Linked DNA regions of Homo sapiens: region 1 is linked to region 2. Evidence: chromatin contacts called from ENCODE Hi-C or POLR2A ChIA-PET data. All regions are on one chromosome and are shown on one strand. Each heading gives the region's core, a stretch centred on a gene start or an enhancer-like site at or near the end of the contact. The rest is flanking DNA. Distances are from core to core; before and after follow the strand shown.

Evidence for each region. Hi-C counts contacts between places; a loop is a spot of excess contacts on that map. ChIA-PET counts read pairs that join two places held with the same protein, here RNA polymerase II (POLR2A). Pooled maps may share reads with other maps.
Region 1: a loop to region 2 is called in a map of B cell, with 8 times the contacts of the local background. The contact joins the promoter of FLAD1 here to the promoter of PMVK in region 2. A Hi-C loop is called at or near these places in 22 of 168 maps with a recorded cell type or tissue (B cell, CD4-positive, alpha-beta T cell, CD4-positive, alpha-beta memory T cell and 15 more), 27 of 37 single-sample maps with no recorded cell type and 31 of 50 pooled maps. POLR2A ChIA-PET finds 5 or more read pairs at or near these places in 42 of 52 experiments (A549, AG04449, AG04450 and 33 more).

The regions. Positions count from the first base shown.
Region 1 is chr1:154,979,819-154,987,281 of GRCh38, reverse strand. It overlaps FLAD1 (flavin adenine dinucleotide synthetase 1), which reads right to left and starts at 3,938. Exons shown (of 7, transcript NM_025207.5): 1 at 3,216-3,938. The coding sequence starts at 3,587. RefSeq lists enhancers at 981-1,670, 4,088-4,685, 5,286-5,883 and a silencer at 4,026-4,205.
Region 2 is chr1:154,933,801-154,940,833 of GRCh38, reverse strand. It overlaps PMVK (phosphomevalonate kinase), which reads left to right and starts at 4,115. Exons shown (of 5, transcript NM_006556.4): 1 at 4,115-4,243. The coding sequence starts at 4,149. RefSeq lists enhancers at 2,725-3,666, 3,646-3,845, 3,667-4,609 and a silencer at 4,566-4,665.

The sequences.
Region 1 (7,463 bases), core at 2,689-5,188, 47 kb before region 2:
GGAGTGGGGTGGCTCGCTTGAGCTCAGAAGTTCGAGACCAACCGGCACAGTATGGTAAAACCCCATCTCTACAAAAAAATACAAAAATTAGCGGGGCGTGGTGGCGCATGCCTGTAGTCCCAGCTACTTGGGAGGCTGAAGTGGGTGGGCTGCTTGAGCCTGGGAGGCAGAGACTGCAGTGAGCCGAGATCATGCCACTGTACTCCAGCCTGGGTGACAGGGACCCTGTCACCAAAGGAAAAAAAAAAAAGGGTCTGTGTTTTGGAGTAAGGGAGCATCAGGCATTAGGCTGGAATCCCATCTCTACAACTTCCTAGGTATGTAACCCTGGGCAGGTTTCTCAACCTCTCTGACCCCCAGTTTCATCAATTGGGATTTTTTGCCGACCAGGTGTGGTGGCTCACGCCTGTAATCCCAGCATTTTTGGAGGCTGAGGTGGGAGGATTGCTTGAGCCTAGGAGTTTGAGACCAGCCTGGGCAACATGGTGAAACCCTGTCTCTACAAAAAAATACAAAAAATTAGCTCTAGCCTAGGCGACAGTGAGACTTTGTCTCAAAAAAAAAAAAAAAAAAAAAAGGGTGGGGGGCTGGGCAAGGTTGCTCATGCCTGTAATCCCATCACTTTGGGAGGCTGATGTGGGAGAATTGCTTGAGGCTGGCCTGTTTAACATAGCGAGAACCCCGTTTATAAAACAAATGCACACAGAAAAATAAAATTTTAAAGAAGAAAAAAAGTGCCAACTTCGTGGGATTTTTGTGTGGGGTTGTTGTGAAGATTAGTAAAATCACATATATGTGATGTATAGGACACTACCAGACTCTAGTAGGCACTTAAAATATAGGGGTCACCAGCCTGGCCAAAATGGTGAAACTCTGTCTCTACTAAAAATACAAAAAATTAGCCAGTCGTGGTGGCGGGCGCCTGTAGTCCCAGCTACTCGGGAGGCTGAGGCAGGAGAATGGCGTGAACCCGGGAGGCGGAGCTTGCAGTGAGCCGAGACCGCGCCACTGCACTCCAGCCTGGGTGACAGAGCGAGACTCCGTCTCAAAACAAACAAACAAAAACCCCACAAAAATTAGCCAGGCGTGGTGGCGGGTGCCTGTAATCTCAGCTACTCGGGAGACTGAGGTGAGATAATTGCCTGAACCTAGGAGGCAGAGGTTGCAGTGAGCTGAGATTGCGCCATTTGCGCTCCAGCGTGAGCAGCAGGAGCGAAACTCCGTCACACACACACACACACACACACACACACACACACACAGCCGGGCGCAGTGGCTCATGCCTCCCAGCACTTTGGGAGGCTGAAGCGGGTGGATCACCTGAGGTCAGGAGTTCGAGACCAGCCTGACCAACATGGAGAAACCCCGTCTCTACTAAAAATACAAAAATTAACCGGGCGTGGTGGCCCATGCTTGTAATCCCAGCTACTCGGGAAGCTGAGGCAGGAGAGTCGCTTGAACCCAGGAGGCGGAGGTTACGGTGAGCCAAGATCGAGCCATTGCACTCCAGCCTGGGCAACAAAAGTGAAACTCTGTCTCAAAAAAAAAAAAAAAAAAAAAAAAAATTGGGGTCAGGGCCAGGTGAGGTGGCTCACGCCTGTAATCCCAACATTTTGGGAGGCTGAGGTGGGTGGATCACTTGAGGTCAGGAGTTCGAGACCAGCCTGGCCAACATGGCGAAACCCCATCCGTCCCTACTAAAAATACAAAAATTAGCCAGGTGTGGTGGCACATGCCTGTAGTCCCAGCCACTTGGGAGGCTGAGACAGGAGAATTGCTTGAACCTGGGAGGTGGAGGTTGCAGTGAGCCAAAATTGATCACGCCACTGCACTCCAACCTGGGCAACAGAACAAGACTCTGTCTAAAAAAAAAAAAAGGGTCTATTAAGGCTGAGTGCAGTGGCTCATGCCTGTAATCCCAACTACTCGGGTGGCTGAGGCATGAGAACTGCTTGAACGCGAGAGGTGGAGGTGCAGTCAGCTGAGATCCCACCAATGCACTCCAGCCTGGGCAACAGAGTGAGACTATCTAAAAAAAAAAAACAAAAAAAACAAAAAAAACACAAATTTACAAAGAATATTAAAAAAGATTATTATTAAAACTTGACATTTGGCCAAGCTCAGTGGTTCATGCCTATAATCCCAGCAAGGTGTGGGAGGATTGCTTGAGCCCAGGAGTTTGAGACCAGCCTGGGCAACATAGTGAGACCGTTTCTGAAAAAAAAAAAAAAAAAAAAAAAAAAAAAAAAATTAGCCAGGTGTGGCGGCTAACACCTGTAGTCACAGCAACTCCAGATGCTGAGGCAGGAGGACTGCTTGAGCCTGGAAGATGGAGGCTTCAGTGAGCTGTGACTGTGCCACTGCACTCCAGCCTAGGTGACAGAGCAAAATCTTGTCTCAAAAACAAAAAAACCCGTGTCATCTGTTATGTCCTCTAGTAAGACTTTCCTGATCATTCGGAGGGGATTCATCCCTTCTAGTACCTTCCTTCTAGCTCACTTATCCACTACGCTGAGTACCTTGAGTCATTTCCAAAAAGGCTGGGTAAAACTCTTTTTTTTTTTTTTTTTTTTGAGACGGAGTTTCGCTCTTGTTGCCCAGGCTGGAGTGCAATGGCACGATCTCAGCTCACTGCAACCTCCGCCTCCCACGTTCAAGCAATTCTCCTGCCTCAGCCTGCCAAGTAGCTGGGATTACAGGCATGCACCACCACGCCTGGCTAATTTTGTATTTTTAGTAGAGATGGGGTTTCTCCATGTTGAGGCTGGTCTCGAACTCCTGAACTCGTGATCCACCCGCCTCGGCCTCCCAAAGTGCTGGGATTACATGCGTGAGCCACCGCACCCGGCCAAAACTCTTAAATATACAATACACACACCTGTACCTCCTCTACTCGAGGGGCTTCCTGTCATTGTTGTGTAGCTCCTCTGCCCTCTACCATACTGCTTGGTAAATTGCAATGACCTTTTTATTTTTCTTTTTTTCAATCAGCTCTCTCAGGTTGAAAAATTGTAGGGACTTTGCTACAAGTTTTTCAGTAGAGTAATTGAAAGAATGAGGGTTAATTTTCCTCCAATATGCTGGATTCACTCCAGGATCCTACTGCAGCAAAGAGGCTCCCACCCTGTTTCACCTCCTTCCATGGAGGGATGTGCAGCAGGCCCTTAAGGACAGGAGAACGCAGCGCCCTCCCCCCTTTTCTGTCCCAGACACACCTTAAGGATCTCATCTCCAACAATGATGATGCCAGCCGTCACGCTGCGCCCCGGAGAAAGTTCAGAGGCCCTAGATGTCATGGTCCTGCCTTCTCTGCCCCTCTGCAAGGCCCTCCAGTAGCCACCCAGACCCCCAAATAGGGGTCGCAAGCACGGGGGGCCTGCCAGGTCTACAGGGCACTGGGGGCCATAGCCTGGGAACAGGGGGTCCTGGGTCGAGGGAACCTGGAGAAGCCAGAAAAGACAATGGGGGAGAGCAGGCGTGCGCGTGCTTCCTTCGAGGAAGACCCTAGTCTTCTCTAACCAGATCCTTGACAAGCGACTCCTTTGTTCCTGCCTCTGGAATAAACGTGTTCCCAAATCCCAACCCATGTCCTTTTAAATGTCTTGCTTAGCTCTAGTCTTAAAAACTTCTTCTCTCTTGAGAACCTACCACTTTAAGTGTCTTCCGTTTGCTGAGCTGGTCTCCTCAAGTGTCTGCTCTACCTTGGGCATCCGTACCCCTTTAAATGTCTACCTTATCCTGGGCCTTGGCCCTTTTCAATGCATTCGCTCTCCACCCCGGACCAAAATCCCGTCTCTTTCTACTTCAGGCTTCTGCACCCTTTCTAGCCCAGAATCCCTTCTTCCCACCAAGCTTCAGATTACTGAGCCCTCTTAGACTCTCACCTGCCTGTTCTGCCCCTTCACCGGCTCTTTCCCTTGTTCCTTTCCTCATGTCCCGGGGCAGCTTCCGTACTTAAAGTCCCGCCTTGCACCTAGCTGACATTGAATGGTGATTTTGGCTGTCGCTTAGACTCTTCCAGGGTCCCATTGGTGTATTCAACTGTCGCTCTCAGGCTTTAGCCAGTGGATGGGAGCAGGGCCGGATTGTTATAGGCGACAACCACGTGGTCACTTCTCGCCCGGAAATACGGGGGCCGGACCTTAGCCCACGGTCGGGGGCGGGACCTCGGGAGTTTAGGGCGGGAAAGGAGCCGTAGTTAAAGGTGCTGTAAGGCCCTCGGGGAGTTTCTGGTGCTGGATTCAAATAATTGTTATGCATGTGTTGCTTTGTTTTGTTTTGTTTAATGGGTCAGTTAGCCATGGTTTAAGCTGTTTTCATTCACCGTGACTCTAACACTAGGCTAAGGGCTTTTACTGGAGTGAGAAAGCATCTTATTTATAGCAGAAGGAAGTTGGAGGGACACCGAGAAAGATTATTACCACTGTCTGTCGGATATGAAGACCCTGGAGTAGGTGAGCTTTTGATGTGTGGAACCTTAATTTATCTCTAGTATAGTAGACAAAACGAATTACTTAAATCTCTTTGACAAGAAAGAGTCCAAAAACCCTCTCTTCCTCCACCTTGCTCCAGATGGTGCTTAGTTCAAATGACCTTTCCCAGTAATTGGTCTTGTAGGTGCAAATGAGGCAGCGAATAGGGAGTGCCTTACATGTTTACTCTGGATCCTCACATCATCCGAGCTTACCCCCATTTCAGTTGCCTTTGTTCTAAAAGTACATCTTAAACTTTTTTCCAACAATAATCTGGGGATCTTTTCATATGCAGATTGATTCAGTAGGTTTGGGTGGGGCCTGAGATCTGCATTTAGCTAGTTCCCATGTGATGGTGATCCCACTGCTCTATGGACTACATTTTGAATGGTAAGGGCCCGAATTCATTCTTTGTTTTTTTGAGACGGAGTCTCCCTCTGTCACCCAGGCTGGAGTGCAGTGGCGCGATCTCGGCTCACTGCAAGCTCCGCCTCCCGGGTTCACGCCATTCTCCTGCCTCAGCCTCCCGAGTAGCTGGGACTACAGGCGCCCGCCACCATGCCCGGCTTTTTTTTAAAAATTTTTTTATTTTCATTTTTTTTTTAGTAGAGACGGGGTTTCACTGTGTTAGCCAGCATGGTCTCGATCTCCTGACCTCGTGATCCGCCCGCCTCGGCCTCCCAAAGTGCTGTGATTACAGGCGTGAGCCACCGCGCCGGGCCGAATTCATTCTTTGTAGGACTGGTAAACCACACCTTGCCAAATTTTACTCTTCAAAACCCTTGGTCGGGCGCAGCACTTTGGGAGTCTGAGGAGGGAGGATTGCTTGAGTTCTCTCAATTGAAAAAAAGAAAAAAAGGCCGGGCGCGGTGACTCACGCCTGTAATCCCAGCACTTTGGGAGGCCGAGGCGGGCGGATCACCTGAGGTCAGGAGCTGGAGACCAGCCTGATCAACATGGAGAAACCCCGTCTCTACTAAAAACACAAAAAATTAGCCGGGCGTGGTGGCGGGAGCCTGTAGTCCCAGCTACTCAGGAGGCTGAGGCAGGAGAATGGCGTGAACCCGGGAGGCGCAGCTTGCAGTGAGCCGAGATTGTGTCACTGCACTCCAGCCTGGGCGACAGAACGAGGCTCCATCAAAAAGAAAAAAAATACCCTGTAAGATACACATCATGCTCATTTTACAGATGAGGAACAGGCTCAGAAAGGTGAAGGGATGCCACACAACCACAAAACACAGTGAATGGTGGACCCAGGTGATCAGGTGTCTAGACCATTCTTTTAAGTAATAAGCCCCCCCTCCCTTTTTTTTTTTTGAACCAGGGTCTCTCTGTTGCCCAGGCTCGAGTGCAGTGGCGCAAGCACCGTTCACTGCAGCCTCGACCTCCTGGGCTCAAGTGATCCTCCCATCTCAGACTCCAGAGTAACTGGGACCACAGGGGCGCCCCACCATGCCTGGCTAATTTTTGTATTTTTAGTAGAGACGGAGTTTGGTCATGTTGCGCAGGCTGGTCTTGAACTCCTGGGCTCAAGTGATTCCCTGCCTTGGCCTCCCAAAGTATTGGGATTACAGGTGTGAGCCCCCGTACTTGGCCCTCATTTCTTTCAATTATAAAAAGTCAGCTCTTTGAAAAAAAAAAAAAGGGCAAAACAAGAATTCCACTTGCCTAGTAAACCACATGTTCCAATATCTTTATTAGCAATACAGGTGATATTTGATCCCCTCCCAAAACAGAATACCAAGACTGTTCCAGTATTTTCCTAGTGGATTCTCAAGCTTAAGTGTACATCAGAATCAGCTGGAGAGCTTGTTAAAACATTGCTGTGCCCAATCCTGAGTTTAGGATTCAGTAGGTCTAGGTTGTTGCCCAATAATTTGCATTTCTAATGAATTTTCCCGATGTTGATGCCTGCTATTTTAGGAATAAGTGGATGGAAGACAGGAAAAATGGGGGAGATTAATATCCTTACTTAGTACTAGTATTTTTTTTTCTTTTTTTTTTGAGGCGGAGTCTGGCTCTGTCGCCTAGGCTGGAGTGCAGTGGCGCAATCTCGGCTCACTGCAAGCTCCGCCTCCCGAGTTCACGCCATTCTCCTGCCTTAGCCTCCCGAGTAGCTGGGACTACAGGCGCCCACCGCCTTGCCCAGCTAATTTTTTTGTATTTTTAGTAGAGACAGGGTTTCACCATGTTAGCCAGGATGGTCTCGATCTCCTGACCTCATGATCCGCCAGCCTCGGCCTCCCAAAGTGCTGTGATTACAGGCGTGAGCCACGACGCCCGGCCACTTAGTACTACTGTTTTGTTAGACTAGAGGGGAAGTTATTATTCTGTGGAATGTTTTTTTTTTAAATTGAGACACAGCTTCTGTCGCCCAGGCTGAGTGCAGTGGTGTGATCTTGGCTCACTTTCACCTCTGCCTCTCGGGTTCAAGCGATCCTCTCACCTCAGCCTCCTGAGTAGCAGGGATTACAGGCACACACCACGCCCGGCTAATTTATTTTTATTTTTTTGAGACAGAGTTTCACTCTTGTTGCCCAAGCTGAAGTGCAATAGCGTGATCTCAGCTCACTGCAACCTCTGCCTCCCAGGTTCAAGTGATTCTCCTGCCTCAGCCTCCGGAGTAGCTGGGATTACAGGCGTGTGCCACCACGCCCGGCTAATTTTGTTTTAGTAGAGATGGGGTTTCACCATGTTGGCCAGGCTGGTTTCAAACTTCTGACCTCAGGTGATCCACCCACCTCAGCCTCCCAAAGTGCTGGGATTACAGGCATGAGCCACTGCACCCAGCCTAATTTTTGTATTTTTAATAGAGACGGGAGTTTCACCATGTTGGCCAGGCTGGTCTCGAACTCCTGACCTCAAGTGATCTGCCCTCCTTAGCCTCCCAAAATGCTGGGATTACAGGTGTGAGCCACCACGTGTGGCCTGGAATGTTTTCTTAAACAGCTACATTTTGCACCTGTTTTCTCAAAGCTTAGTTCTTTACCT
Region 2 (7,033 bases), core at 2,866-5,365:
CCGATGTGGCAGGAGCTGGCGGGAAAAGATGCTAACTAGCATTCAGGTCTCAATACTGTGCTAGATGCTGTGGGGCCCCCCAATCCTTGCCCCGAGGCTAATTGGATTAGCTGCATACAAAGCAGAATTTTAATAGTACTCTCTTAATGGTGCCAGGAGCAGTCTGCCAACTGGGTGAAGAGGAAGAAAGGGGTGGCCTTTGAGTTGGATCTTGAAAGATAATAGGATTTCAGAGATGGGAGAATGGGGGAAGGTATTTCAGGCTAGGCAAAGGTGAGGCCTGAGGTAAGGGTGTTATAGCCTATAGCTAGATGGTTCACAGAGGGGGCAAATTCTGCCACTGGCAGCCTGCAGGTCTGAGGGGATGGCTACTGTAGGAAATGGGAGGGGTGCCACTAATCCTCACCATTCCCCCCACCCTCCACTTCCTCTCCAGAGCAGGGCCCCTTTGCAGGAGTTCTCACCAGCATGGGGCACTTACCTTCGCTCAGCCCCAGGGGAGGCATTCAGCAGAGGGGAGGGTCATCCATTGAGGTCATCACTGAGACTCTGTTCAAAATCAAAGGGACAGGTCATCTGGCTAGAGCAGGATAGGCAGACACCTGAAGCCACATGCTGTGGAGAGGAAAGTGCTAGATAGCTCCCTTTGGAAGGTCCATTGCCCATGGGTCAAACAGGCTGGCCATCAATGCTTGCTCATCTGGAATGACAGGACTAGTCCAGAAATAGTGGCATGAGGCCAGCAAAGGAACAGGCTGGCTGGGCGCTGTGGCTCATGCCTGTAATTCCAGCACTTTGGGAGGCTGAGATGGGAGGTTGGCTTGAGGCCAGGAGTTCGAGACCAGCCTGGGAAACATAGCAAGACCTTATCTCTACTAAAAATTAAAAAAAAAAAAAAAAGTTTAACTCAGCATGGTGGCACACACCTGTAGTCCCAGCTACTCAGCAGGCTGAAGGTGGAAGGATTGCTTGAGCCCAGGACATCAAGGCTGCAGTGAGCTTATGATCCGCCACTGCACTTCCAGCCTGGGCACAGAGTGAGACCCTGTCTCAAAAAAAGAAAAGAAACAAGCCATGGCTGTCATCTAGGTGGATCATTAACTTTTCTTTCTTTTTTTTTTTTTTTTTTGAGATGGAGTCTCGCTCTGTTGTTCAGGCTGGAGTGCAGTGGCGTGATCTCTGATCTCCGCTCACTGCAAGCTCCACCTCCTGGGTTCACGCCATTCTCCTGCCTCAGCCTCCCGAGTGTAGCTGGGACTACAGGTGCCTGCCACCACGCTTGGCTGTTTTGTTTTTTTTTTTTTGTATTTTTAGTAGAAATGGGGTTTCACCGTGTTACCCAGGATGGTCTCGATCTCCTGACCTCGTGATCTGCCCGCCTCGGCCTTCCAAAGTGCTGGGATTACAGGCATGAGCCACTGCACCGGGCCACATTTAACTTTTTTCCCCTGGGTTGTGGAAGGCAGGCAGAGCATGTTATATAATGTAACCAGTTCCACCAGCTAGTGGACTTGGGAGGGAAGTGCTACTTTGGGGAGTATTTGAGCAAGTGACCTTGGAGGGTTGGGTGGATGAGCATGTGAGTTTGCAGGTTGAGCAGCTTCTGGTGATGACAAAGCCCAGGGTGTGTCCATAGGAGCTGGCCTCTGAGGAGGAGAGGGGGGAAAAGGCTTTGAACAGCCAGGGCCAAGGGATTGAGCAGCGGGGTGTTGGATGGGCTGGCCATGACCGTGATGTCACCGAGGATGATGACAGCAACTCTGTAGAAAAGGAGACTGGGAGCCAGTGGCTGAGTCTCAGAAAATGAGAATGAGGCTGGGTGCAGTGGCTTACACTGGTAATCCCGGCACTTTTGGAGGCTGAGGCCAGAGAGGACTGCTTGAGCCCAGGAATTCCAGACTAGCCTGGCCAACATAGCAAGACCCCGTCTGCATAAAGAAACAAAAGAAAATGAAAATGAACCACCAGGATTGCTGGGCTGCCAGTACTGAGGAAAGCAGGAGGGTAGCGCAGGCAGGTGGCATGAGCCTTAGAGGAACCATAGTTTTCCAAGAGGCAGGATGAGTAATGGTGTGGAAATTAAAATGGGGAGGAAGGGAGGCCATAGACTCAAAGCGGATGCTGAGGGATGAGGGCTGGGAGACTAAAGCCTCCACTTGAGACACCAGTAAGGGACAGTGGAGTTCAGTTGAGGCATACTAGGAAGCCTAGTATGGGGGAAGTTTTTTTTTATTTTTTGAGACGGAGTCTTTTTCTGTTGTCCAGGCTGGAGCGCAGTGGTACAATCTTGGCTCACTGCAACCTCTGCCTCCCAGGTTCAAGTGTTCTCATGCCTCAGCCTCCTGAGTAGCTGGATTGCAGGTGCCCGCCACCACGTCCAGCTATCCAGCTAATTTTTGTATTTTTAGTAGAGATGGGGTTTCACCATGCTGGCCAGGCTGGTCTCGAACTCCTGCCCTCAGGTGATCCGCCTTGGCCTCCCAAAGTGCGGAGATTACAGGCGTGAGCCTGGGGGAAGTTTTCTGATCGCTCACTAGGTATTCAGGGAGCTGGATCTCAGAGTCAGAGAGGGAGGTAAGGGGCGTGCATTGGGTCAGGTGAGGAAAGAGACTCCGGGAGTAAGTTCTGACTCCTTCCATGTGACTCAGGTAAAACAGGAGATGTGGACTTTCCGTGGAGGCCCAAATACATGTTTATTGAAGATGAGCTGGAAAATCTGATTCTGTGTTGAATGACGAAGTGCTAAGAATAAATAACAACCCCTTACATCTGGATGATACTTGAGAACTTACAAAGTATTTTATTGTACCTTGTCATATATTTTCTTCATTCCTTTCTTATTATAACCCTGGGAAGTGGGCCTTATCAGTGGTAAACTCAGAGTGACTTGCTAAGTGTCCAAGCTGGGACTGAAAATCCACTCTGTGCTGCCTTCTAGGGCGTTGATGAGTGCAGTGTTTTCTGGGTTGCTGAAAAAAAACAAAAAAAACCCCAAAAAACAAAAAACCACCTCCTTAAGTCTGTTCTTTTTGCATCTGACCACTCTCCTGTGCCTCTTTTCAACATTCAGGAAATTAATGGTTTCTCCCTAAGTCTCCACACTACACTTTTTCTCTAGTGGAGGCAGTAATGAGTTGCAGGCTCTGTTCTGACATGCTCAGAAAAATGCAGGACGGCAAGTCATAGCCAAAAACAACTCGACGTACTCAGCTGGGGCAACCCGTCACCTACTGCGGGAAGAGGCAGAACCGGGGATGCAGGGAAAGGACAGATTATTCTTATCCTGCCTCTCAAACTTCTGGCTGGGAGCCAGACTTCGGATGAAACCAGGCAATCTCATCTAGGGATTCAACGCTCCCTTACTATTGATGTCACCCACGCCGTTTGCTTCCGAAAACCTTTGGGCCGGAGGCTGCGGCTAGAAAAGCAATCAAAGGTTTCTCGCCGGGCTTAAAGGGCCACATCTTAGTGACGTCTCGGGTTATAAAATCTGCTTGACAATGAAATATCGTGTGCGCGATTCTGCTCCTCCCCCGACATGACGTGGCCAGACACGCCGCTCGCGTCAGGGCTGCCTTACGCCCCCAGGAAGACCCATTCCCACTCTGGGGCGCGCGCAGATTTGCTGTGGCACATGTACTATAACGCACAGGCAAAAGGGCAGTTTCCAAAACGTCTCCAACGTGATCTCACTCCAGAGATTTTTTTTCCTAAAGTTTTAGGGCTGCGCGGAAGGGAACATGGGGTTCACCTCAGGAAATTTCAGACGTCACCCCCCTCGGAGGAAGGTAGTCGCGTCCGGTTCCTCCCCGGGTGTCAGTTAAGCAGGCCAGGCTGTGAGCGAAGGTTCTGGGCGGGGCTGGACTGTTCTAAGTGAGTTCGGGTGGGGGAGCTTCACGAGGGGAGGCTGCTCTGTGAAGGAACCGCCTTTCTCTCCGCGTGTCTCACCCTTTTCTCCCCATATCTGTTTGGACATGAGCTGAGGGCACGGTCGCGGGCGGTCAGCCCTGTTCGCAGCTACGGCGAGGAGGGGCGCGATTGTTCCTTGTTGCCGCTCCGCTTAGTGGCCGCGTCCATTCCGCGCGGTGTCCCGATTTTAGGGGTAGGGAGAAGTGTCAGCTTCAGGCATCGCGAGGCGTGGCGGCCCCATGGCCCCGCTGGGAGGCGCCCCGCGGCTGGTACTGCTGTTCAGCGGCAAGAGGAAATCCGGGAAGGACTTCGTGACCGAGGCGCTGCAGAGCAGGTGTCCGTGAGGCGGGAAAGGTGGAAGGGGGAGCTCTCCGCATCACGTGACACGAGGAGTGCTTTTGGGTGTCACGGAGTGAGCTTTGGAGTACGGGTCGTCCGTTTGCAAGGCAGGAGGAGCACTGGGCTGGGGAAGGTGGAATGCCACCATTACATAAAACAGTAGTCTACACAGGCGAGCCTCAAAGAAGCAGGTGACCACCTCTCCAAAGACCTTCAGCTGCAGGTCTCTCTGAGAAGCATTAATAATGGTTCCTACGAAGGCACTTTCTATATACCAGGCGTTGGATACCAGCCTGGGCAACATGGCGAGACCCCGCCTCTACGAAAAATCCAAAAAGTAGCTGGGCGTGGTGACGCGTGCCTGTGGTCCCAGCTATTCAGGAGCCTGAGGTAGAAGAATCGCTTGAGCCCGGGAGGCGGAGGTTGCAGTGAGGCGAGATTGGCCACTGCACTCCAGCCTGGGCGACAGAGCGAGACCCTGTCTTAAAAAAACAAAACAAAAAACCCTCTTCACCTCTTTGTTAGGTACTGTGTGCCATTATTAGCATCTCCATTTCACAGGTGAAGAAACTGAGGCTCTTAAAAAGTTAAACAGGCCGGGTGTGGTGGTCATGTCTGTCACCCCAGCACTTTGGGAGACAGAGGTGCGAGGATGGCTTGAGAGCCCAGTAGTGGAGACCAGCCTGGGCAACACAGTAAGACCCTAGTCTCTACAAAAAAATGGAAAAGTTAGCCTAGTGCGATGGCGAGCACCTCTAGTCCAAGCTACTCAGGAGGCTGAGGTGGGAGGATCGCTTGAACCTGGGGGCTACAGTGAATTGTAATCATGCTACTGTCCTCCAGTCCTTGCAGCAGAGCCTGAGACCCTGTCTCGAAGTAAAATAAAATAAAATAACATACGAAGTTAACAACAAAAAACCCTTGCTGGTCACAAAGTAAGTGGCAAATCCAGGATTCAAATTCAGCTTTGTGGTTCATGATGGGCATCTCAGCAATTAATATATAATTGAAACAAAAAGAAAAAAAACCCAAACAAATTCAACTTTATCTTGCGCCAAGGACTGGTTTCTTTCTGTTTTATCTGGCTGCCTCCCCAAATAATAATACCTTTTGCACAGTGTTTTCTGTCAAAGCAAGATCTTCTGTGCAGGAGCATTTTGCTGAGACCTGGGCTAGGAGAGCAGAGGTTGGGGAGAAAGTGGGGCTCCTCTCCTCTTGAAGGCCAGTGTGGTGGGGGTACCAGGAAGCTGCTTTTGGGTACCACGGGGGTTCTATGAAGGTGTGGGAGAGCCCAGAGCAGAGGTCACCACCTGAATTTTTCATCACTAAGTATCTCACCACCTTTTCCTAAGTTGCATTTCTCCTCACCTCCAAACCCTGACGTCAAATAGTGGTCCGAAGCACAGGCTCTGGAATTAGACTGCTGGGATGCAAACCCTGGCTCACTGTTGATTAGTGTGTGATCTTGTACACATCTGTCATTCACTCTGTGCCTCATGTTTTTTTTTTTTTTTTTTTTTTTTTTTTGAGACGGAGTCTTGCTCTGTCACCCAGGCTGGAGCGCACCCAGGTTGCGGCTCACCGCAACCTCTGTCTCCTGGGTTCAAGCGATTTTCCTGTCTCAGCCTCCCGAGTAGCTGGGATTACAGGTGTGTGCCACCATGCCCAGCTAACTTTTGTATTTTTAGTAGAGACAGGTTTCACCATGTTGGCCAGGCTGGTCTGGAACTCCTGACCTCAGGTGATCTGCCTGCCTCGGCCTCCCAGAGTGCTGGGATTACAGACGTGAACCACCACCGCACCTGGCCTGCGTCTCAGTTTTGTCATCTGTAAAATGGGGATGATAATAGGGTGGTTGTGGGGATTAAATGAGATAATGTGTGTGAAGGGCTTAGAATAATTATTGGCACCTAGCAGAGGTGCAGGAACTAAATGTTGGCTATATTTATTTTACCAATCTTGGCTTCACTACTTGCAGTGTTGCTTTGGGGGAGTCAATCCTCCTTTCACAACCTCAGCTTCCTCATCTGAAACATGAAAATAAGAACACTTACAGCCAGGGCAACATAGTGAGACCCCCTCTCTACAAAAGATAAAAAAAATTAGCTGGGTATGGTGGTGCATGCCAGTAATCCCAGATACTCAGGAGGCTGAGGTGCGAGGATTGCCTGAGCCCAGGAGTTCAAGATTGTAGTGAGCTGTGATCATACCACTGCACTCTAGCCTGGGTGACAGCAAGACCCTGACTCTTAAAAAACCAAACCAAAACAAAACAAAGAACACTTATCGTTGGGCGCAGTGGCTCACGCCTGTAATCCTAGCACTTTGAGAGGCCGAGAAGGGTGGATCACTTGAGCTCAGGAGTTCGAGACCAGCCTGACCAACATGGTAAAACCCTTCTCTACTAAAAATACAAAAATTAGTGGGACGTGGTGGCGCCGGCCTGTAGTCCCAGTTACTTGGGAGGCTGAGGCAGGAGAATAGCTTAAACCCAGGAGGTGCAGGTTGCAGTGACCTGAGATTGCACCACTGCATTCCAGCCTGGGCTACAGAGTGAGACTCAGTCTCAAAAACAGCACTTATCTTCCTGTGCGTTAAGTGTATTGTGAGCATCTCAAGGCTAGGACAGGAAGCATGTATCATTCACATTTGTATCACCTAGATCCAAATATGGTACCCAATAAATGGTTGGTTAAGCCAGGAGGCAGAGGTTGTGGTGAGACGAGATGGTGCCACTGTACTCCAGCCTGGACGACAGAGTGAGACTCTGTCTCAAAAAAGAGAA